2 separate regions of the Homo sapiens genome follow, and region 1 is linked to region 2. The links are chromatin loops, found by intact Hi-C in ENCODE. Cell type or tissue: B cell. All regions are shown on one strand. Links, peaks and the distances in the headings refer to the core of each region. The heading gives the core; the rest is flanking DNA.

Region 1 (10,915 bases), core at 1,215-9,214, 71 kb before region 2:
CCAATGACTCCTCTCCTTTAGATCATTCCTTCCATGGCCCTGGCCTGGGACAGACCTAAGTTCCTGGCCAGCTTTGCCTCTGACTAGCTTTGTGGATGGACAGTCATTTGCCCTGTCTGGATCTCACTTTCCTCACCTGTAACACACGAGGAGAGGGGATAATGCCATCTGCCCAATTAACCTCTTTTTTTTTTTTTTTTTTTTTTTTTGAGATGGAGTCTCGCTCTGTTGCCCAGGCTGGAGTGCAATGGCATGACCTTGACTCACTGCAACCTCCGCCTCCTGGGTTCAAATGATTCTCCTGCCTCAGCCTCCCAAGTAGCTGGGATTACAGGCATGAGCCACCACACCTGGCTAATTTTTGTATTTTTAGTAGAGATGGGATTTCACCATGCTGGCCAGGCTGGTCTCGAACTCCTGACCTCATGATCCACCTGCCTCGGCCTCCCAACAATTTACCTCTTAACTCAGCAGCTCACATGAGGGAATAGAAAGAAAGAAAGAAAAAAAAAGCGGGGAGTAGATAGAGAAGACTTTGCCAAGAATGAAGTTGTGAGAATGTGAAGCAGAGGGCTGGATAGGAGACTGCCACCTGGCCCAACCTCCGCTCCAGCTTGGGGAAGGGTCGGGAGGAGGACTGGGAGGAGCTGAGCCCAGCCTTACTTTTCTTGCCTTGGGGGAGGCCAGTCCTTGGCCTGGGAGGGCTGAAGCTGCTGGGGCTGAGAGGAGTGGTGCAGCCAGGGCTGGGAGTGGGGGGATTGTACAAGTAGGAGCCTACACCACCAATGTTCACCCCTGAAGAGAGAATAGGGGAGGTCAGGCTTGAGCCCCCAGCTCCCAGCCACAAGGAGGGTTCTGCTGACCCATGGCCCCTTAAGGCTGGTACTTACCCCTGGGTCCAAAGAGAGCCCCATAGCATGGCTTGTGGCAGTATGGCCTCCCATTGTGCTGGGCACAAGCAGAGGGAAGTGGGTTACTCAAGGCCAGCGGGAGCCATGCCCCACAGGCCTTCACCCCAGACAGGCTGCCAGGTGTGTCTGTCCACTGGCTGAGTCTGGTGGGCCTGGGAGGGGTGGGGGATGGGCTGGCATGCCAGCATTTCCACTGTGGTCAAGGGAGGAAGAGCAAGAGCAGCTCAGAAGGTGACGCTGCTTCCCACTCACCCTGATCCCCAAAACCATGGGATCCACAGTCACGACCCAGGTTCCCAAATTCCTGGCTGGTGTGGGGTCCACCAGGTGGGCGGCCTTGGGGTTGGCTACTGAGGTTCCCTTTGGCAGGCCTCCAGTGCTGAAGTTGGGGGCTGGTGCCTGGGGGGTGGGAGGCAGTGATGTAAACAGGGCAGTGCTCCCTGGCCAGGTCTTACCTCTGCATGCCCGCCAGGGGACAGGATGCTGTGGCAGCGCTCACATTTCAGGCAGAAGCGGTGCCAGTTCTTGCCCAGGGAGCTCACCTTCTCAGCTGTGGAGGACAAAGTGGAACCGAGCTGCGAGGAGCCTGTCCAAGCATAGGGCCCCTCCTTTCCCTCTTCGGCCCTCTAGGGAATTAGGTTGGCCTGCCCTGCTTCCTGGAGATGAGTGTCTCCAGGAGGCCAGCTCCATCCCGCTCCGGTTTCACACTCCCCACAGAGCTCTCAGAGGAAGGGAGAAGACCCGAGTGGGAGCGGGTGGTGCGGAGACTACCAGCCGCTGCAGGTGAAAAGGGTGTCTGGGACTACACTGTGGCTAGCCCTCCGCGTCCTCAGGGAATCCAGCGGCTCCCATTCGCCCCATCTTCTCCCCCTCCGCAGCCCGGGCCTCACCGAAGAAAACAGGTTGCTGGCAACGCGGACAGGTCCAGCTCATAGCTCCGCTCCAGGCAGCGCACGCGGCACACAGTAGGTACGCCGCTGCGGCTCAGTTCCGCCCCCTCCGCAGGCTCCACCCACGGCTCAGCTTTGAGCCTCCCTGGGCGGAATCCGCGGTTCCTCGGCGCTCATTGGTTATCAGAAATTTAGAACCACTCCACTTGGGAGACAAAGGGCTATTTCGCTGTTACTTCAAAGAGCATTAAAGCCTCGGTCAGACCCACGGGGAGGAGAGAGGATCTTGAAGCCGTGGACTCCAGACTAGGAAGGCACATGTGTAACGAAGACACCTGGACAGGGAGCTCTACTAGTTTCTGGAGCGGTAAGGACAGGAAAAATGTCCACAGTGCAGACATCATTAAAACACTACTCTCTCCAAAGCGAGGGAGTAGGCATTCTTTGAAATGCAAAATTCCACCTTGGCAGTATAGCAAGTGGTTGAAAGCAACAAAATCTGGAGCCCGTCTCTGGTACCCTACTCTTTGACTTCAGGCAAATTACTGAACCTCCCTCTCTGCCTCCATTTTCTCATCTGTGCAATGAGTATGATAACAGTCTCTGCCTCATAGGATTGTTATGAGAGTTAAATAGGTTAATACATGTAGAGTGCCCAAACAGCGCCTGGCATGTAAACGCTGTAACAGCTATAGCTATCACTATGATGGATCCCTTAATGAACTCAAGACTCGGTTTGGAAGCCTCAGAACATGGTCTGTATACAATCGTTTACTCCTAAAGCTGTAGGGTGGCTGGACACAGTGGCTGACACCTGTAATCCCAGCACTTTGGGAGGCCAAGGTGGGCGGATCGCCTGAGGTCAGGAGTCCAAGACCAGCCTGGCCATCGAGGCGAAACTGCGTCTCTACTAAAAATACAAAAATTAGCTGGGCGTGGTGGCGCATGCCTGTAATCTCAGCTACTCGGGAGGCTGAGGCAGGAGAATCGCATGAACCGGGAGGTGTGGAGGTTGCAGTGAGCCGAGATCGCACCACTGTACTCCAGCCTGGGGGACAAGAGCGAGACTCCATCTCAAAATAAATAAATAAATAAAAATGAAAACCAACTACACATTTCTAATCTGGTTTGCTTTAAAATTTTTAAATATTTGTGTTTTTAATGAATGTATTTATTTGAGGCAGGGTCTCTGTTGCCCAGGCTGGAATGTAGTGGTGCATCGTAGCTCACTGCAGTCTCCACCTGCCCGGCTCAAGCGATCCTCTCACTTTAGCCTCTGGAGTAGCTGGGACTACAGACACATGCCACCACACCTGGCTAATTTTTGTATTTTTTGTAGAGATGGGGTTTTGCCATGTTGCCCAGGCTGGTCTCGAATTTCTGGGCTCAAGCGATCCACCTGCCTGGGCCTCCCTAAGTGCTGGGATTACAGGTATATGCCCCCATGCCCAGATAAATATTTGTTAAAAGTAGTTCAATAGACTCTCTGGCACCATTAAAGAGATCCTGGGGACTGCCCAGTCTGTGGGCTGTAATGTTGATGGCCGCCACCCTCATGACATCATAGATGATATCAACAGTGGTTCTGTGGAATGCCCAGCCAGTTAAGCACAAAGGAAAATATTTCAATAAAGGATCATTTGACAACTGGTGGAAAAAAAAAAAAGTAGTTCAATAGTGCTTCAAAGGATATTTCAAGAAATTTAAATCCAGAGAATGGAAGAAATATTTGCAAATCTGATAAGGATCTAGTAACCAGATTATATAAATAACTTATAATGCAATAACAAAAAGACAACCCAATTAAAAGTGAGCAAAGTATTTGAATAGATGTTTTTCTAGAGATACACAAATGGCCAATAAGCACATGAAGAGATGCTGAATATCAATAGTCATTAGGGAAATGCAAATTAGGACCACAATGAGATACCATTTTATACTGACTAGGATGGTTATAATTAAAGAGACAAATATTGGCAAGAATGTGGCAAAATTGGATCCCTCATACATTGTTGGTGGCAACATAAAATGGTGTGGCCACATTGGACAACAGTCTGGCAGTTCCTCAAAAAGTTAAACATAGAGTTACCATATGACTCAGCAATTCCACTTCCAGGTTTATACCCAGGTATATAAGAGAAATGAAAACATATGTCTATACAAAAACTTGTACATGAATGTTCATAGCAGGACTATTTACAATAGTCAAAAGGTAGAAACAGCCCAAAAGTTCATTAACTGATAATGGATAAACAATATGTAGTATATCTGTATGATAGAATATTGCTCAACTGTAAAAAAGAATGTAATACTGATGCATGTTACAACACAGGTAAACCATAAAAACATTAAGTAAGAAAAGCAAGACACAAGAGGCCACATATCATATGAATCAATTCATATGAAATATTTAGAATAGGTAAATCCACAGAGACAGACAGTAGATTAGTGGTTGGCCAGTCAAGGAGATGGAATTGGAAATGTCCACTAATGGGTTCGAAGCTTCTCTATGGGAAGATAAAAATGTTCTGGAATTAGATAGCAGTAATGTTTGTACAACCTTGGAAATATACTAAAAAGCATGAACTGTAGACTTTAAAAAGGCGAATTTTATGGTATATGCGTAATGTCTTAACAACAACAACAACAACAACAATAGAACCTGAAGAAAACTAAAGAAAAAAGGCGGCCAGAAGTGGTGGCTTACGCCTGGTCCCAGCACTTTGGGAAGCTGAGGCAGGTGGACCACTTGAGCCTAGGAGTTAGAGACCAGCCTGGGCAACATGGCGAACCTCATCTCTACAAAAAATCAGCTGGGCTTGGTGGCATGTGCCTGCGAGGCTGAGGTGAGAGAATCACCTGAGCCCGGGAAGTTGAGGCTGTAGTGAGCTGAGATCACGCCACTGCACTCCAGCCTGGGCAACAGAGTGAGACTGTCTCAAAAAAAAAAAAAAAAAAAGGCAGGGGGACTGGGGGGAAAGGTAGCCAATGAAGAGCTGGAGGGAAGAGCTGATAAACTTGTGCCAGTGTCCCAGCAGAGGAGACAATAATCAATCCCTCTATGAAGGATGGAAGTGAAACCGAGTTTTCTTGAGTAAGTTCCTTTGTTACATCAAATCCGTTGAGGAAGGGCTTGCACCAAATTCATCAATGGACTGCAGTGCTGTGCTCTGCTAGGTGAAAGGCGCACTGTCTTAAGTGTCTCCTCTTGGGACATCAGTTCCTTCATCTGGGTAATGGGGTAGGGACTGGGGTCTATGAACTTCCACTGGATATTCCTGTTCCTGAATTGTCTCCATCAATCCTTTTTACTTATAACACTTGTTTTATCATTCTTAAGTTCTAAGGGTAGAAGCCTTCCACACTGTAATTTTTCTACACTTTCTCATTATTTGTTTCTTGTTTCAGGGAATATTTCAAGATGCTTAGTTTTATAACTGTTTCTTGAAAGGCTTCTTCTTTAACAAATTTGAAAAATATTAGTTTTAGCTTCCACTGAATTTTCCTGTCTTGTTTCTGCCTCTCATTTCTTGTTTTTTTTTTTTCTTTTCTTTTTTTTTTTTTTTTTTGAGACAGAGTCTCGCTCTGTTGCCCAGGCTGGAGTGCAGTGGTGCGTTCTCGACTCACTGCAACCTCTGCCTCCTGGGTTCAGGTAATTCTCCTGTCTCAGCCTCCTGAGTAGCTGGGACTACAGGTGCGCGCCACCACGCCCAGCTAATTTTTGTATTTTTAGTAGAGACGGGGTTTCACCATGTTGGCCAGGCTGGTCTCGAACTCCTCCTGACCTCAAGTGATCCATGTGCCTCGGCCTCCCAAAGTGCTGAGATTACATGTGTGAGCCACCGTGCCTGGCCTAAAAATTATTTAAAAAAGAAATGAAGCCGGACGCGATGGTTCACGCCTGTAATCCCAGCACTTTGGGAAGCTGAGGTGGGTGGATCGCTTGAGGTCAGGAGTTCGAGACCAGCCTGGCCAACATGGTGAAATCCTGTCTCTACTAAAAATACAAAAATTAGCCAGGCATGGTGGTGCACGCTTGTAATCCCAGCTACTCGGGAGGCTGAGGCACAAGAATTGCTTGAACCTGGGCGGAAGTTGCAGTGAGCTGAGATCACACCATTGCACTCCAGCCTGGGCAACAGAGTGAGACTCAGTCTCAAAAAATAATAATTTTTAGTTTTTGTGGTTACCTAGTAGTGAGATTGCTACATCGTATATTGCTATGCTCTATTTTTAGATTTTGAGGAACCTCTAAACTCTTCTCCACAGTGGCTGTACTAATTTACATTCCCATCAACAGTGTATGAGTGTTCCCTTTTCTCTACATCCTTGCCAGCATTTCTTATTGCCTCTCTTTTGGATAAAAGCCATTTTAACTTGGGTGAGATGTTATCTGTTTTGATTTGTATTTGTATGATCAATTATGTTGATGATCTTTTCATATACCTGTTTGCCACTTGTACATCTTCGAGTCATTAGTTTCTTCTTGGAGGAAGAAGCTACAGGTTTACTGACTTTTGCTCCCTATGGCTCTCAGAGAGAAGTACCCACTTCAGGAGGTTGGGAGGACTGCATTGGTATGTTTATTCTTAGATATGCTGCCTCCTCAAGGAAGGCTAATTTCATCTTCCCAGGTTCTCAGAACTTCCAGGACACATCAAATAATCCTTTTCCAAGGTTCTCTAGCACTTTCTGTCTTGGATTACCTTGTGTGCTTGCCTCATCTGCCTGGGCAGGTCATCTTTACCCCAGCATCTAGCACAGGGCCCAACACAAAGGAACAAACCTTGCGGTGTGAGTCCCATGTTGCTTTCACATAGCTTGCAATCAGTCAGTGGCGCAAATGCTTTACTGCTCCCCACATCTTGTAGGGCCTTTATTGTATGGCCTAATCTCACAATATGCTTCGGCTCTTCTATTTCAGTGCTTAGGAAAGACTAGTTGAGGCTCCACCCTTCCAAACACTTGCACTATGCATTTGCAGGTACAGCAAATTACAGTAGTCCACTTTTCTTCTTTGCCTGGTTTCCATTATTGACTCGAACAGAAGCTATGTAAAGAATAACTGGGAAAACACATTTCTTGTAGGAATGCATTTGAGTTACTGACAGTGGATGTTTTGAAGAACAGTTGGTGTGACTAAAGTCTCTAAAATGATATTTTAATAAATACTACAGATGGGTAAGTCCACCTCAAAGAAGGTATTACTCAATTGTTAAGGTGCAGTTTGTGTCATCTCCCATTAGAGGCAGGCCTCTTTCTCACAAAGACCACTGTTCCCTTAGTGCCCGCCCTGCCTTTTTCCTGCACAGACCTCTGTTACAGTATCTGTAACATTGTATGACACTTGTTTACTTGTTTGACTTTGACAGAACTGATGGAGAATTATCTGTGTATCTTTAACAGTGAGTGCAGTATAGGTAATCAGTAAATGATAGCTATTATTATTAAACTCTCCCACTAACTTTACTTCATGTTTTTAAGCTCTATTATTAGGTACATAAATGTTTCAGGATTGTGTTTGCTCGAGGAATTAACCGTTTGATTAGTGTTGTTAGAAAAGCTGAAGAAACAAGCTTTTCCATTCTAGGTGAGTAAGTGGTCCCGTAGAGATAGTGACTTCTAGTCCCTGGAGGGCTGTCACATGGAAAAGGCATTAGGGGTACTACCAAGACCCCTGGAGAGAGAACACAGGGAAGCAGATTTGGATTAGGTCCCCTCCAAAACCCTTTTAATAGAGCCCCAATATAGAGTGGCTGCTTCAGACAGTGGTGAGCTTCCTGTTTCTGGACACAATACTGGACAATAAACCAACTGATCCTCAGTGTTGCAGAAGGTATCCAAATATCATATGCAGATAGAACTTTAAAGCCTCTTCATGATTTAACAATTATGATTCTGTGATTCCTTTCCCAAAAAGGAGCTTGAAACTTGTGTTAGAAAGAGGGCATTACTAGAGCTGATGAAGGGTAGAAATGTTACATTCCCAATTGTATAAAAAAGAAAGTGGCTTGGTAAGGTTACGAAATTAGTAAAACATTTGGCCAGGTGCGGTGGCTCATGCCTGTAATCCCAGCACTTTGGGAGGCCGAAGTGGGAGGATCACCTGAGGTTAGGAGTTCGAGACCAGACTGTCCACCATGGTGAAACCCCGTCTCTACTTAAAATACAAAAAACTTAGCTGGGCGTGGTGGCAGGTGCCTGTAATCCCAGCTACTCAGGAGGCTGAGGCATGAGAATTGCTTGAACCTGGGAGGTGGAGGTTGCAGTGAGCCGAGATCGCACCACTGCAGTCCAGCCTGGACGACAGAGCAAGACTCAGTCTCAAAGAAAAAGAAAAAAAGAAATGTGTAAAACATCATACAGACCCAAGCATTCTGACTCTTGAGCCCATACTCTTTCCACTCTATACCCCCCTAAGCATGGTTTTTGCCCATGTGTTTCAACCTGAAAAGACACTACACTTGTCTGCACAGCACCTCCATACCTGAAGATAAGAGGGCCTATCCAGGAAAATAATGGGTTGAGATGCAAGGGGCAGGGAAATGTCATTAAAACCTTTCCATGATTTCTCAGTATCCTCAAGACAGGACCCTCCACTTTTCCAGTCTTCTAGCCATTTCTCCTGTTGCATCGACCCCTCCATCCACATCAAATGAGCTTCTTGAATCTGTTAAGTTCTATTCTGCCTCAGGGCTTTTGCAAAGGCCATCTTTTCTGAGAATTCACTTCCCCAGTATCTTCACCTCATCAATTCCTACCTAACCTCAGCTCCCCCTCAACTACTCCACACCAGGTTATTGACCCCAAGCACTGTTTCTATACCACCATCCTCTCCTGGAGGGTAGAGGGGGCCCAAACTATGACAGCTGTGTTTTCCCTGAGTGCTGAACCAAATAAGAAATAAAAGACAAACAGAGATCCTTTATTATTATTATTATTACTATTTTGAGACAGTCTCATTCTGTTGCCCAGGCTGGAGTGCAGTGGCATGATCTCAGCTCACTGCAATCTCTGCCTCCCAGGTTCAAGTAATTCTCCTGCCCCAGCCTCCCTAGTAGCTGGGATTACAGGAGTGTGCCACCATGCCCGGCTAATTTTTGTATTTTTAGTAGAGACAAGGTTTCACCATGTTGGCCAGGCTGGTCTTGGACTTTTGACTTCAAGTGATCCACTCACCTTGGCCTCTCAAAGTGCTGGGATTACAGACATGAGCCACCACCCAGCCCATCATCTTTATTATTGATAAAGGACAGGTTGTAGTTTAGAAAGTGAAATAAATATGGTAACTTCCTGCCTACCTCCTCCACTCCAATCTGGGCTTTGTCTGCCCCCTTAGTCTGTGAGATCCATGAGAGCAGGGACCAGGCTGCTTTGCCAACCATTGCATATATTTCCAGTGCCTTGCTCAAATCTCTGGCACATAGTGCTCAACAAATACTTGCTGGTGAATGAATGTTACATGTTATATACAAGTCCCCCTGAGTGTGATAGATGAGTGCTAGTGAGAGATGTGGGAATAAGAGGGGACTGGTAGAGGTTGAGAGTTGGTAACAACGAGTGTCCTGGAGTGAAGGAAGTTCAGCTGCCTAGGAATAAGGTCTCAGGAATTTGTTTCCTTTTTTCCTTCAAGAGACAGGATCTTGCTCTGTCACCCAGGCTGGAGTACAGGTCACAGCTCACTGTAACCTGGAACTCCTGGGCTCAAGCAATCCCCCCATCAGTCTCCTAAGTAGCTAGGACTACAGCCATGTGCCACTGTACCTCGCTAATTTTTTATTTTTTGTAGAGATGGGGTTCCACTACGTTGCCCAGGCTAGTCTTGAACTCCTGGCCTGAAAAGATCCTCCTGCCTTGGCTTCCCAAAGCGCTGTGAGTCACTGTGCCCCGCCAGGAGTTTTGTTTCTCAATATACATGAGGATCAACATGTATGATACAAAACAGAAAATATAACTTAACTGATCCTGATTATAAATAGTAGGTAACTAATTAAGTAAATAGAGAACTGAAAATTTGCTTTTGGTAGCAAACAAGTCCCACCAATTGTAGTCATTCATAAGAACTTACTAATTAAGCTTAATTAGCATGTGGCACAATTATGTCTATCATTAATTATGTGGCAAATAAGAGAATGTGGGGAAGTGTTATGTAAACTATAAAGCAACCTTATAAATAAGGCTGCTATTATGTGTCAGGTTAGCTTTGCAGTGAATTTGATTACAACAACAAACTCCACCCATTTATGTCTTTGTAGGCTTGTTCAAGTACATGGTCATATGCCTGTGACTTTTTTTTTTTTTTGAGACAGAGACACACCCTGTAACCCAGGCTGGAGTGCAATGGCGTGATCTTGGCTGGCTGCAACCTCTGCCTCCCGGGTTCAAGCAATTCTCCTGCCTCAGCCTCCCAAGTAGCTGGGATTACAGGCATGCACCACCATGCCTGGCTAATTTTTTGTATCTTTAGTACAGATGGGGTTTCACTTTGTTGGCCAGGCTGGTCTTGAACTCCTGACCTTGTGATCTGCCCACCTTGACCTCCCAAAGTGCTGGGATTACAGGCGTGAGCCACTGTGCCCGGCCATGCCTGTGACTTTTAAGGCATTACCCAGAACTTTGTTCTTAGATAACTCTTTTGAAAGGGAAATCACTCAGTTCTGGTAAGTTAATGAAAAATCAGTCTTATTTCTTTATAGTTGTGTTTCTTAATCCTTACTACCCATAAACCTTTTGCTTTCTCATTGCATCTTCTGCATGTCTGCTCCAACTACAAAGCTTTACTTTCTGTAGTTTATATTACTTTTTAAAAAGGGAAACACACACAAAACAAAAAAAGACTGAATTTGCTTTCTTAAAACATACTAATCACCCCACCCACAGAGAACTGCTGCTGTATAGTTATAAACATCATTTATGGCTCTAGCAAGAGTCTGTTTAATTTTTTTCCCCCTCATTTTCCAGCATCATCTTGCCATTACATGAACCTGTTGAGAGTACTCTGTATAAAGCTAATAGTGGTTAGCTGCTTAGGGATATTGAGTAGGCTACATTTTGTGATTCAGTGGCATCAACTAGACTAATTCAGAATCAAGACTGCAGGAAAGGACACCCTAA
Region 2 (10,915 bases), core at 1,853-9,852:
TGTACATCTTACCAGCTTATTAAAAAACAAATAAATACTGGCCAGGCACAATGGCTCATGCCTTTAATCCCAACACTTTGGGAGGCCGAAGTAGGGGGATCGCTTCAGCTCAGGAGTTCGAGACCAGCCTGGGCAATATAACAAAACTCCATCTGTACTAAACAACAACAACAACAAAATAGCCAGGTGTGGTGGTGCATGCCTGTAGTCATAGCTACTTGGGAGGCTGAGGCAGGAGGATCACTTGAGCCCAGGAGTTCAAGGCTGCAGCAAGCTATGATAGCACCACTACACTACAGCCTGGGCAAGAGTGAGACCCTGTCTCAAAAAAAAAAATAACAAAATAAAAATAAATAAAATGAAATAAAAATAAATCTAACAGCAATATTATGGAAATGTTCAAGGTTTTGAAGGAAAGGTCCTGGGTGATCTGAGACATGTATTAAGATCTGCCATGGTCAGAGAGATTAGGCAGGACTTCCCTGAGAAGCGGTATTTGAGCTGAGATCTGAAAATAAGTAGGAGGTAGTAGAGCATAAAGCCTGGTAGGCAGAGGGACACCTAATCTAGTACTTCCTAACAGTTACCCTTTTCACTGTCCTTGTCCTCTGTTTACACCAGCCACTTACCCAGTCCCCACCTGTTCTCATCCCAGGGTAGACAGGAATCACTTCTTGACATACCTGTAAACATTACTGGTGTAAGGTTTAGAAAGCTGAGCTGTACACAAAGCCCTGTGGCAGGAGAAACCCTGGTGATCTGATTGACCAGACAGAAGGCCAGTGTGACCAGAGGGCAGAAAGAAAGGAGAATAGTGAGAAATGAAGCTGAAGAGGTATGCAGAGGTTGACCACGTCCAGCATATTAAACATTATAAACATTAATCTGCGTGCATGCCTGTGTGCACACTATACTTGACCAAACTGTTTAGCCCTGTTGGAATTTTTTTTGTTTTAATAGGTTGTAGCTCACTGCAGCCTTGAACTCCTGGACTCAAGCAATCCTCCCACCTCAGCTTCCTGAGTAGCTGGGACTACAGGCATGCATCACCACACCCAGCTAATTTTTTTATTTTTTGTAGAGACAGAGTTTTGCCTTGTGGTCCAGGCTGGTTATTTTTAAATTTTTATTTATCTATTTTTGAGACAGGATCTCACTCTGTTGCCCAGGCTGGAGTGCAGTAGTGCGATCTCAGCTCACTGCAGCCTCTACCTCCTGGGTTCAAGCAATCCTCCCACCCTCAGACTCCCAAGTAGCTGGGACTACAGGCATATGCCACCATGCCTGGCTAATTTAAAATTTTTTTTGTACAGACAGGGTATCCCTATATTGCCCAGGCTGGTGTCAAACTCCTGGGCTCCAGCTATCTGCCTGCTTCAGCTTCACAAAGTGCTAGGATTGCAGGTGTGGGCCACCGAGCCTGGCCCAGGCTGGTTATCCTTTAAGTCCAAGATTAATGAGGTGTAACTGGCTCAGATGATGTGATTGCTGGTACCTATCCAAACAAACTCCAGCTTCATGTAGGAAACATTTGGCCAGAAGAGGGACAGTGAGCCCTCCAGAAAGACAGATGTGATGCTCAACTCACTCAAGAGTTCTCGTCTAGAATTGTGGTCCATTGTTTGTAGATAATGGGCAAAGTGGGTCACGCCTATAATTCCAGCACTTTGGGAGGCCAAGATGTGAGGATCACTTGAGTCCAGGAGTTTGAGACCAGTCTGGGCAACATAGCAAGACTCCATCTCTACAAAAAATGCAAAAATTAGCCAGGTGTGGTGGCTTGTATGTGTGTAAATCAAATTAATTACTTTGGGGAGGTTCTAAAATTATGAGTGATTAGTTTCTCTTGCTTTGAAATAAACTTAGGCCTAGAGTATAACTTTACTTAGAATTAAGGTGTTTGGGCCAGGTGTGGTAACTCACACCTATAATCCTAGGGCTATGAGAGGCCAAGGCAAAAGGATTGCTAGAGGCCAGAGGCCTGGGCAACATAGTGAAACCCTGTGTCTACAAAAGTAAAAATAAAAAAAATTAGCCAGTCATAGTTGCTCAGTCCTGCAGTCCCAGCTACTGGGGAGGATTGCTTGAGCCCAGGAATTTGAGGCTGCAGTTAGCTATGATTGTGCCACTGCACTTCAGCTTGGCCAACAGAGCAAAACTCTGTCTCTAAAAAATAAAAATAAATAAATAAAGGAATGGGAGAAAAGATGAGAAGAGAATGTAAATGGGATGATGACAACATTTTGGAAGCCAGAAAACAGATGGTGTTAGGTAACTAACAACAAAGCAGAAAAAGCTGAAACTTAGGCATGCAGGTGGGTAACCCAGAAGGAACCAAAATGGTTCATACACAGAACTCTGACCCTCTTAGACACCCCAGAGACTTTTGAAGGTGGGTTTGGGTGTGGTGCTGAAATGTAGAATTGGGTTGAAAGTTGGTACGAGGAGCAGTTGGATTCTTCAGTCTCTTCATCTAGCCCATGAAGCAGATGACTGCCCCTTCCCTCCCTTGGTGGAAGAACAGATTTCATGTTTAGTACTATATCAGTACTATCACTCGCCAAAAGAAAAAAAGGCACTGAAATGTATCTGAATTGTTTAAAACCCTAATAATTGTAGCTGTCAGGCACTCTGTTAGGTTCTAGTCCATAAAGATGAATAAAACATGGTCCTTATCTTTGAGAAACTCACAGGTTTTTTTAAACGTAGCTTTCAAGATACCAATAAAAACAAAAGCATATCATGAGGCATTGCATCCCTCTGTACAATGTCATAGACAGGAGTTCTGTATATGGAGACTTCTTTGAGGACTGGGTGGCCAAAAAAGGCTACCCTCCTTTGTGTAAAAGTTACATTTTGATGTTCTTGGTGATTCTCAAGGCAGTAAGGAGCCAATTTGGCTTGAATGCTGGTTTTTAGAAGGGAATAGGCAAAGATGCATTTGGAAAGGTAACTTGGCATTAATCTGGTAAGAAACATGGATTTCAGAGTAAGGTGTCCAGATTTTACCCTGTCATTGGAGATTTTTGCATAGGATGACAGAATAAAGTGATCTACCCTTTCTGTGTTTTAGGAAGAAGAAAATGACAGGTGCTAAGAGAGAGAGGAAAGGGTAAGACGGGCTGGGACCCTGTATCAGTCAGGGTTTCCAGCTGCAAGAAAGAAAAATGAATTCTTGCTAACAAAAGCAGAAAATAAAGTGGTTGAAATTAAACTGTGCAGTTCACAGTATTGATGGGAAATCTATAAAGAACAAGGCTCAGAAAATCCCTCCTACTGCCTGTTATCCACATATATCCTTCTTCCCATACTTAACTCTTCCAAAAAAAAATTTTCCTGTCCAGCACGCTTTGGACATCCCTTATACAAATGAAAATCACTTACTGCCTCCCTCAAAATAGCCTCAGATTTTAGCAGTCACTACATCCAGTTCCAAGCCCAGGGAGTCTTGTTGATGCCTATTCCTAGTTCTGCCCAGTCTTGTCTTGATATCTTTGTAGATTAGCTTGTAATGTTATCAATCACCAACACATATTTTTTTTTTTTTTTTTGAGATGGAATTTTGCTCTGTCACCCAGGCTGGAGTGTAGTGGCTCAATCTCAGCTCACTGCAACCTCTACCTCCCAGGTGGAAGCAATTCTTATGCCTCAGCCTCATGAGTGGCTGGGACCACAGGCACGCACCACCACGCTTGGCTAATTTTTGTATTTTTTTTTTTTAGTAGAAACGGGGTTTCACCATGTTGGCTGGGCTGGTCTCGAGCGCCTGACCTCAAGTGATCTGCCCGCCTCGGCCTCCCAAAGTTCTGGGATTACAGGCATGAGCCACCGTGCCCGGCCAACACATCATTTACTAAAAAAAAAAAGAGAGAGAGAGAAAAAAGAGAAATCAGTTAAGATATATGAATATATTTAGGAAAAATCAAGGAAAGAAATATGGAAAGAGGCTACCATTCTCATTTCCACAACTAATCAGAAGGCTGTGGGTATTTATGACTTCTGTCCTCTCTACTAGTTCTGTGGTCTCTTTGCCTTTAGGCAGAACCTCAGCTGGTCAGTATATGACCCAAATCTCATTTCTGAGAGATCCAAGCTTTTGGTGGTCCTGCCTGTTCAAGGGGTTAAAGATGTCTTTCATTAACTTTTAGTTCTGATCATGGTTTCATGAGGATGCACCCCAGGGGATCCCCTCTGTACCATCAATATGCCTCTTGACCCCAGTGTGTAACTACAATCTTATTTCTTCACAAAAATCAGGATTAATGACTCAATACCATAACTTACCATAACTTCTTTTTTCCCCGTTGATCTACTGCAGTGAGGAACCCAAAGTGGCCAGTGGCCATCTCACCCTAAACTGTTGTTCCTACTGGTGGAATATTTCTCACCAGCAGAGCTCAGAGTTGATGTAGTGGGGAGAATAATAGTTCCCAAAGATATCCACATCTTAATCCTCAAAACCTATGAATATGTTACATGATAAGAGGGAATTAAGGTTGCAGATGGAATTAAGGTTGCTAATTAGCTGGCCTGAAGATGGGAAAATGATCCTCTATTATCTAAGTGGGCCCAATGTAATCACCAGTGGTTACCTTCTAAAAGCAAGAGGGAGGCAGGAGAGTCAGTATTAGAGCACTCCATCATGGGAAAGATTCGACCAGCCATTGCTGGCTTTGAAAGGGGGGCCATGAGCCAAGAAATGTGGGTAACCTCCAGAAGTTAAAAAAGCCAAGGGAACAGGCAAGATTTGTCACCTAGGGCCTCCAAAAGTAACACAGCCCTGTCCACACCTTAATTTTAGCCCAGTGAGACCCATTTTGGATTTCTGCACTCCAGAGCTGTAAGATAATAAATATGTGTTGTTTTTTACTTTCCAAGTTTGTAGTAATTTGTTAAGGATACAAGTGTATTTTTTTTTTTTTTTGAGAAACTGTCCCACTCTGTTGGCCGGGCTGGCATGATCATGGCTCACTGCAGCCTCAACCTCCTGGGCTCAAGCAATCCTCCCACCCCTCAGCCTCCCAAGTAGCTGAGACTATAGGTATATGCCACCACACCCTGCTAATTTTTTGTACTTTTTGTTGGGACTGGATTTTGCCATGTTCCCCAGGCTGGTCTTGAACTCCTGGGCCCAAGAGATTCCCTTGCCTCAGCCTCCCAAAGTGCCGGGGTTACAGGTGTGAGCTACCACGCCCAGCCACAAGTGTAACTGTAATAGGTACCACCTCACCTATATATCTCATCCCCACCCTTGTATATTTTTGGTTATGAGAGAAATGCTCCACATCGTTGGTCACTATTTCAGAGCTTATGTCACATTCTGTAGGATACCACTCTAATCTTTTTTTTTCTTTCTTTCTTTGAGACAGAGTTTTGCTCTTGTCACCCAGGCTGGAGTACAATGGTGCGATTGCGGCTCACTGCAACCTCCAGCTCCTGGGTTCAAGCTATTCTTCTGCCTCAGCCTCCCGAGTGGCTGGGATTACGGGCATGTGCCAAACACGCTTGGCTAATTTTGTGTTTTTAGTAGAGATGGGGTTTCACCATGTTGGTCAGGCTGGTCTCGAACTCCTGACCTCAAGTGATCCACCCGCCTTGGCCTCCCAAAGTGCTGGGATTACAGGCGTGAGCCACCGTACCCGGCTGATACCGCTATGATCTTATGAGATGTTGTCTCCAGTTGGCAAAATAAAAACTAAGACCTCAGTAAGCCTATTCTATAAGACTAGCTGGAATATACAATAAAACTAAATAAGGAATCCCAGAAGAGTTGAATTGTGTATCCCAGCTGTCTTACTTCTTCCACCGTAAAAGTACTCCCTTGGCCAAAAGCATCATTGTGTGGGATGTCATGTTGAATGCCTTATGAGTCATTCAGTAAGTTTCTGGATGGTGCTGGCAAAAATACAGTGAGTAGGAAAAATATATAGAAATTTAAAGTAAGTTTCTTCTACAATGAAGATAAATTACTGCCCTGTCCATGAAGGAAGAGGTCCAAACTGGCAGTAGCAGGTCAATCTTAGTGTGAGAACGTCCACGTGATTGAGCCTTTACACTCAACATGCATTGCCTCCATCAGTGGTCCCATGGTCACTTTGTTCACAAGCTCATACAGCACACTCTGGTGTAACTAGGGGAAAGGGTGGATACCATCCATAGAGCAGTTCATCTTCTCTACCTGATTGTTGATAACCCTCTTCTACTCACGAGGCACAAATGTTCTCATTATAGTAGATTGGTTTTCTCAACATACGTTCTAAACTCCTTAGACTGGTTTTCTCAACATACATTCTAAACTCCTTCGTACCTTTCTATACTGAGAGTCTAGAAAGATAAAAGCTGTATTTCTCAGATCCTATTACAGTTATGGTTTCAGGTGTAATTGAGATTTTTGCCAATCAGGTATATTCCCATGAGACTTGAATGTGAAACCCAGTTAACTGAGTGATGTGGAGAAAGAGGCAGGATATGAAGTATTCACTTTGCTGCTGTGAATCATGACAGAGGAAGTGTGGTTCTGTGGTTACCGACGTGCTGATTTGCTGGTTTCCTGCAGTGGAAGCCATAGCTTACCCAAGCATAGCAGAATCAGTGAGATTCTGGGTGTGGGGAGTGCTCTTACAAGCTCCACCTAAAGCTTCTTCCCCTACCCCTTACAAATATTGTGTAAGCCACACGTGATCCCTGGTAATAACGCCCTTCTCCCTTAAATTAAGTAGAGTGGTATCTGTGGTCTGCAACTGAATCATGACAGATACTGTCACATTTGGGAACCATTTTAAGAAGTTCTTCCACATTATACTTCTCCAACTTCATTTTAATATCACTTCTAACTCCCTAATCATCTAGCCAAACCATTAACCTCAGACTCTTTTTTTTTTTTTTTTTTTTTGAGATGGAGTCTCGCTCTGTCACCCAGGCCGGAGTGCAGTGGCGCGATCTCAGCTCCCTGCAAGCTCTGCCTCCCAGGTTCACGCAGCTGGAACTACAGGTGCGTGCCGCCATGCCTGGCTAATTTTTTTGGGGTTTTTTTTGTATTTTTTAGTAGAGACGGGGTTTCACCATGCTAGGCAGGATGATCTCGATCTCCTGACCTCGTGATCCACCTGCCTCGGCCTCCCAAAGTGCTGGGATTACAGGCATGAGCCACCGGGCCCGGCCAAATCAGTGTAGACTCTTAACCTGTTTCTCCTTCTGGGAAAACTGGTCAGGTAGTTGTATTTCTTGAAGTCCTGACTATCCTCAGTGTCCTTCAGGGTCACCCTTGATTGGGGGCCACAGTATCACAGCAGCCCATTTCTTTCTAATGCCAGCACATTAGGTGAAGACAGCTACAAACTAATCATGACTTTATTCCACTGCAGTCTGGTAACAAGGCCCATTTCATTGGTTATAGTGGTAGATGAAATAGCAATGCAGCAGAAGTAGTGGTGTGGGTGCTAGGAGCCATTTGTGTTTTCAGGATCTGCTGTGGCCTCATTTTGTGTATGTCATTTCTACTTGATAATGGATCCATGTCCTAGGTATGAACCAGCTTTATACCTAGGAAGACCAGATGATAGCCAGTTCATGATTATGCTGTGATCATGCTGGGTTCCATGATCATGCTGTGTCCGTGGCCCAGCAGCAAGCTGAGAGCTGATTCTCAAAGAGAGAATATTTACCTGCCAAAAGGCATGCTCAGAGGGCCTCTGCTATGATTATTCTATCAGGACATGCCATAGATGATAAAGTACCTCAGTCTGCCACAAACACTTTGAACATTATAAGGATCGCAAGGACTAAGTTGCACTGCAGACTGGACCAGCTGGAGAACCTTTTCTTCCTCTGAATCTCACTCAAGTATGGCTTCATTTCAAGTGACCAGATAAGGAGGTCAGAGCAGTAACCCAAATATGATCAATGTTGTCTCTAAATTCACCTAAGTGATGTGACTCTTTTGGTTTAGGGGTAGGTAGCACAAGTAAAGCAACTTGTCCTTCATTTTGAAGGGAGCACCTGTATGCAAGATCACTAAACATCAAGAAATATCAGTGAAGTGAAAAGCCTTTGTACTTGAACCTCCCTACCTTCCGGTATACATATATTTCCTAAAGCGTGTAAGATACTTGCTATTTTTTACTCCATATGCCCTATTAGTTTGATGTCATGAGTTCAGTGGGCCAGCATATCTTGTGAGATGGTAAGATGGGTCAGGATCCCTATGTGCTAACTTGTAGCAGAGTCAGAAAGTTCATGTAACCATGAGACAGTGTAGATTGATGTGTGTTATATCTGTTGTTTTCTGCTATTAAGCCAAAGAAAAATACTTCACTGGATTAATGTCTTCCTTTTCAATTGCATTTATTTGTTTATTTATTTATTTTACCTTCTTGCCTTCATCAATGTCTTGTTTGTATTTCGTACTTTTCTCTCTCTCTCTCTCTTTCTCTTTCTTTTCATTTTTTAAGAGATAGGGGCCGGGTGCAGTTGCTCATACCTGTAATCCCAGCACTTTGGGAGGCCGAGGCAGGTGGATCACCTGAGGTCAGGAGTTCAAGACCAGCCTGGCCAATATGGTGAAACCCCGTCTGTACTGAAAATACAAAAATTAGCTGGGTGTGGTGGCAGGCACCTGTAATCCCAGCATTTTGGGAGGCTGAGGCAGGAAAATTGCTTGAACCCAAGAGGTGGAGGTTGCAGTGAACTGAGATCAAACCACTGCACTCCAGCCTGGGTGACAGAGCAAGACTCTATCTCAGAAAAAAGAGAGAGAGAGAGAGAGAGAGAGATGGGGTATTCTGTGTTGCCCAGGCTGGTCTCAAACTCCTGGGCTCAAGTGATCCTCCCACCTCAGCCTCCCGAAATGCTGGGATTATGACTGTGAGCCACCATGTGTGGCATCCCTTTCTTTTCACTAACACTCTCTCAAAATAGATGTAACCATTCTTCTGACTTCTAATATCCTTGATCAGTTTTTCTGATTCTTGAACTTCATACACTGGCAGTGTATAAGCACTATACCTGCTCCAGATTCTTGCCAAATATTGGTATTGTCAGGTTTTCTTTTTAATGTAAGCCTTTCTAGTAGATGTAGTACTGTTCTGTGTTTTCTTAGATTCAATTCTGTATTTGTGTATTTGGTATCCATTAATCATAGGGCCAAACTGCCAGCCAAAGTTGTTTACATGTCCCCTGGATCCAGCTTTCACAAGCACACAAAAATCCTCCAACAAATCCTGACATAGAAAACTGTGTTTTCTTAGCAGATGTGATCGTATAGTTTTGTAACCTCATTACTATTATAAATGTAAATAATTCTCATACTTTCTCACCTCTAGAGGGAGCTTCTTTCACAGTTATTCTTGTTCTTTGGCAGCAGTTTAAATGAGGCCAGACTCAATCTCTTTTTGAAAATAAACCTAGCAGAGTTAGGGGTCTTTAGGTTTTCCATCATGCCAATCACTCTCTTCTCATTTGAAGAGACAGTATGAATACTATAAGTATTCACAAACATAGAAATACTGGGCCAGGTGCAGTGGCTCACACTTGTAATCCCAGCACTTTGGGAGGCCAAGGTGGGTGGATCACCTGAGGTCAGGAGTTCGAGACCAGCTTGACCAATATGGTGAAACCTTATCTTTACTAAAAATACAAAAATTAGCCGTGCATGGTGGTGCCTGCCTGTAATCCCAGCTACTCAGGTGGCTGAGGCCCGAGAATCACTTGAACCTGAGAGGCAGAGGTTGCAGTGAGCTGAGATTGCGCCACTGCACTCCAGCCTGGGCGACAGAGTGAGACCCCGTCTCACAACAAACAAACAAAGAAACAAACAAACAAAAAAACACAGTAGGTTTATTTTGAAAGTAATTTTCCCAGGACAAGAGTTTTACATGACCTCCTTTTCAAAGTATACTTCCAATGAATTCACATTAATAGAAAACAGTACAGAGTAAGTTGATAATTATGAATCGTCAGCAAGTCTCCATTTTGCACAAATGGAAATGGAGAAAACAAGATTGATATTTTCCTAAATGTTTTCAATTTAACGCTGCATCATATCAGAGTCTTGGAATTCATTTTATAAAGTGAAAGGATATTTCTCTCTCTGTTGCTTCAAGGAAGAGGGAACATTTTCATTTCCTTTGTAGACACGTTTTTGTTAATTTTTGACACTTGCTTTTTTATAGCCAGTCTCTGAAATGTCATTAGGTAGCATTAAATAGTAAATTCAAGCCTTTAGATCTCAATTTAACTGGCTGAAATGAAGAAAGAAATGGAAGGCTTTTATTAAATAGAGAACATGGCCAGGCATGATGGCTCATGCCTGTAATTCTAGCACTTTTGGAGGCTGAGGTAGGAGGATTGCTTGAGCCCAAAAGTTCAGGACCAGCCTGGGCAACATGGCAAGATTCTATCTTTACAGAAAAATTTAAAAATTAGCCTGGCATGGTGGCACATGCCTATGGTCCCAGATACTTGAGAGGCTGAGGCAGTGGGGATCACTTGAGCCCAGGAGGTAGAGGCTGCAGTGAGCCAGTGAGCTATGATTGCACCCAGGCACTCCAACCTGGGTGACATAGAGATACCCTGTCTCAAAAAAAAAAAAAAGAACATATAGCAGGAATCTTCCATATTAATCTTCCACACTAGTAAATCTCTTCTTCATCTTTTTATTGATTTCCTTGAGATATGCAGAAATCTTATCTCAAAAATTACCTGAGTGTGATATATCTATGCCATGGACTACTGCTCAGCAACGAAAAGGAATGAACCACTGAAACATGCAACAGTGCAGATGAATTTCTAAAACACTGTGCTGAGGGAAAGATGTTAGGCACAAAGATCTATCCTGTATGATTCCATTTATATGAAACTCCAGGCTGCGTGCAGTGGCTCCTGCCTGTAATCCCAGCATTTGGGGAGGCCAACCTGG

The links. Hi-C counts contacts between places; a loop is a spot of excess contacts. Peaks named below come from ENCODE experiments on the same cell type or tissue, not always from the same donor. Only the 100,000 strongest peaks of a DNase experiment are listed, where the experiment ranks them.
Region 1: it touches region 2 in a loop (5-fold over the local background); 10 of 110 quality-filtered maps call a loop at or near these places.

Annotation. Positions count from the first base shown.
Region 1 is chr6:43,306,949-43,317,863 of GRCh38, forward strand. It overlaps CRIP3 (cysteine rich protein 3), which reads right to left and starts at 1,878. Exons shown (of 8, transcript NM_206922.3): 1 at 1,802-1,878; 2 at 1,367-1,461; 3 at 891-948; 4 at 664-795. The coding sequence starts at 1,844. It also overlaps the pseudogene RPL12P47. RefSeq lists an enhancer at 538-1,395. In B cell, for the core only: a CTCF peak has its summit at 1,386 (motif pointing right); DNase peaks (open chromatin) are centred at 1,433, 1,873 and 6,113; H3K4me3 peaks cover 1,125 bases; H3K27ac peaks cover 1,717 bases.
Region 2 is chr6:43,377,375-43,388,289 of GRCh38, forward strand. No RefSeq gene overlaps it. Among named protein-coding and RNA genes, the nearest start is that of ZNF318, 13 kb to the left of the region's middle. RefSeq lists an enhancer at 6,125-6,304. In B cell, for the core only: CTCF peaks have their summits at 9,304 (motif pointing right) and 9,504; DNase peaks (open chromatin) are centred at 6,587 and 9,307; H3K4me3 peaks cover 2,236 bases; H3K27ac peaks cover 2,216 bases.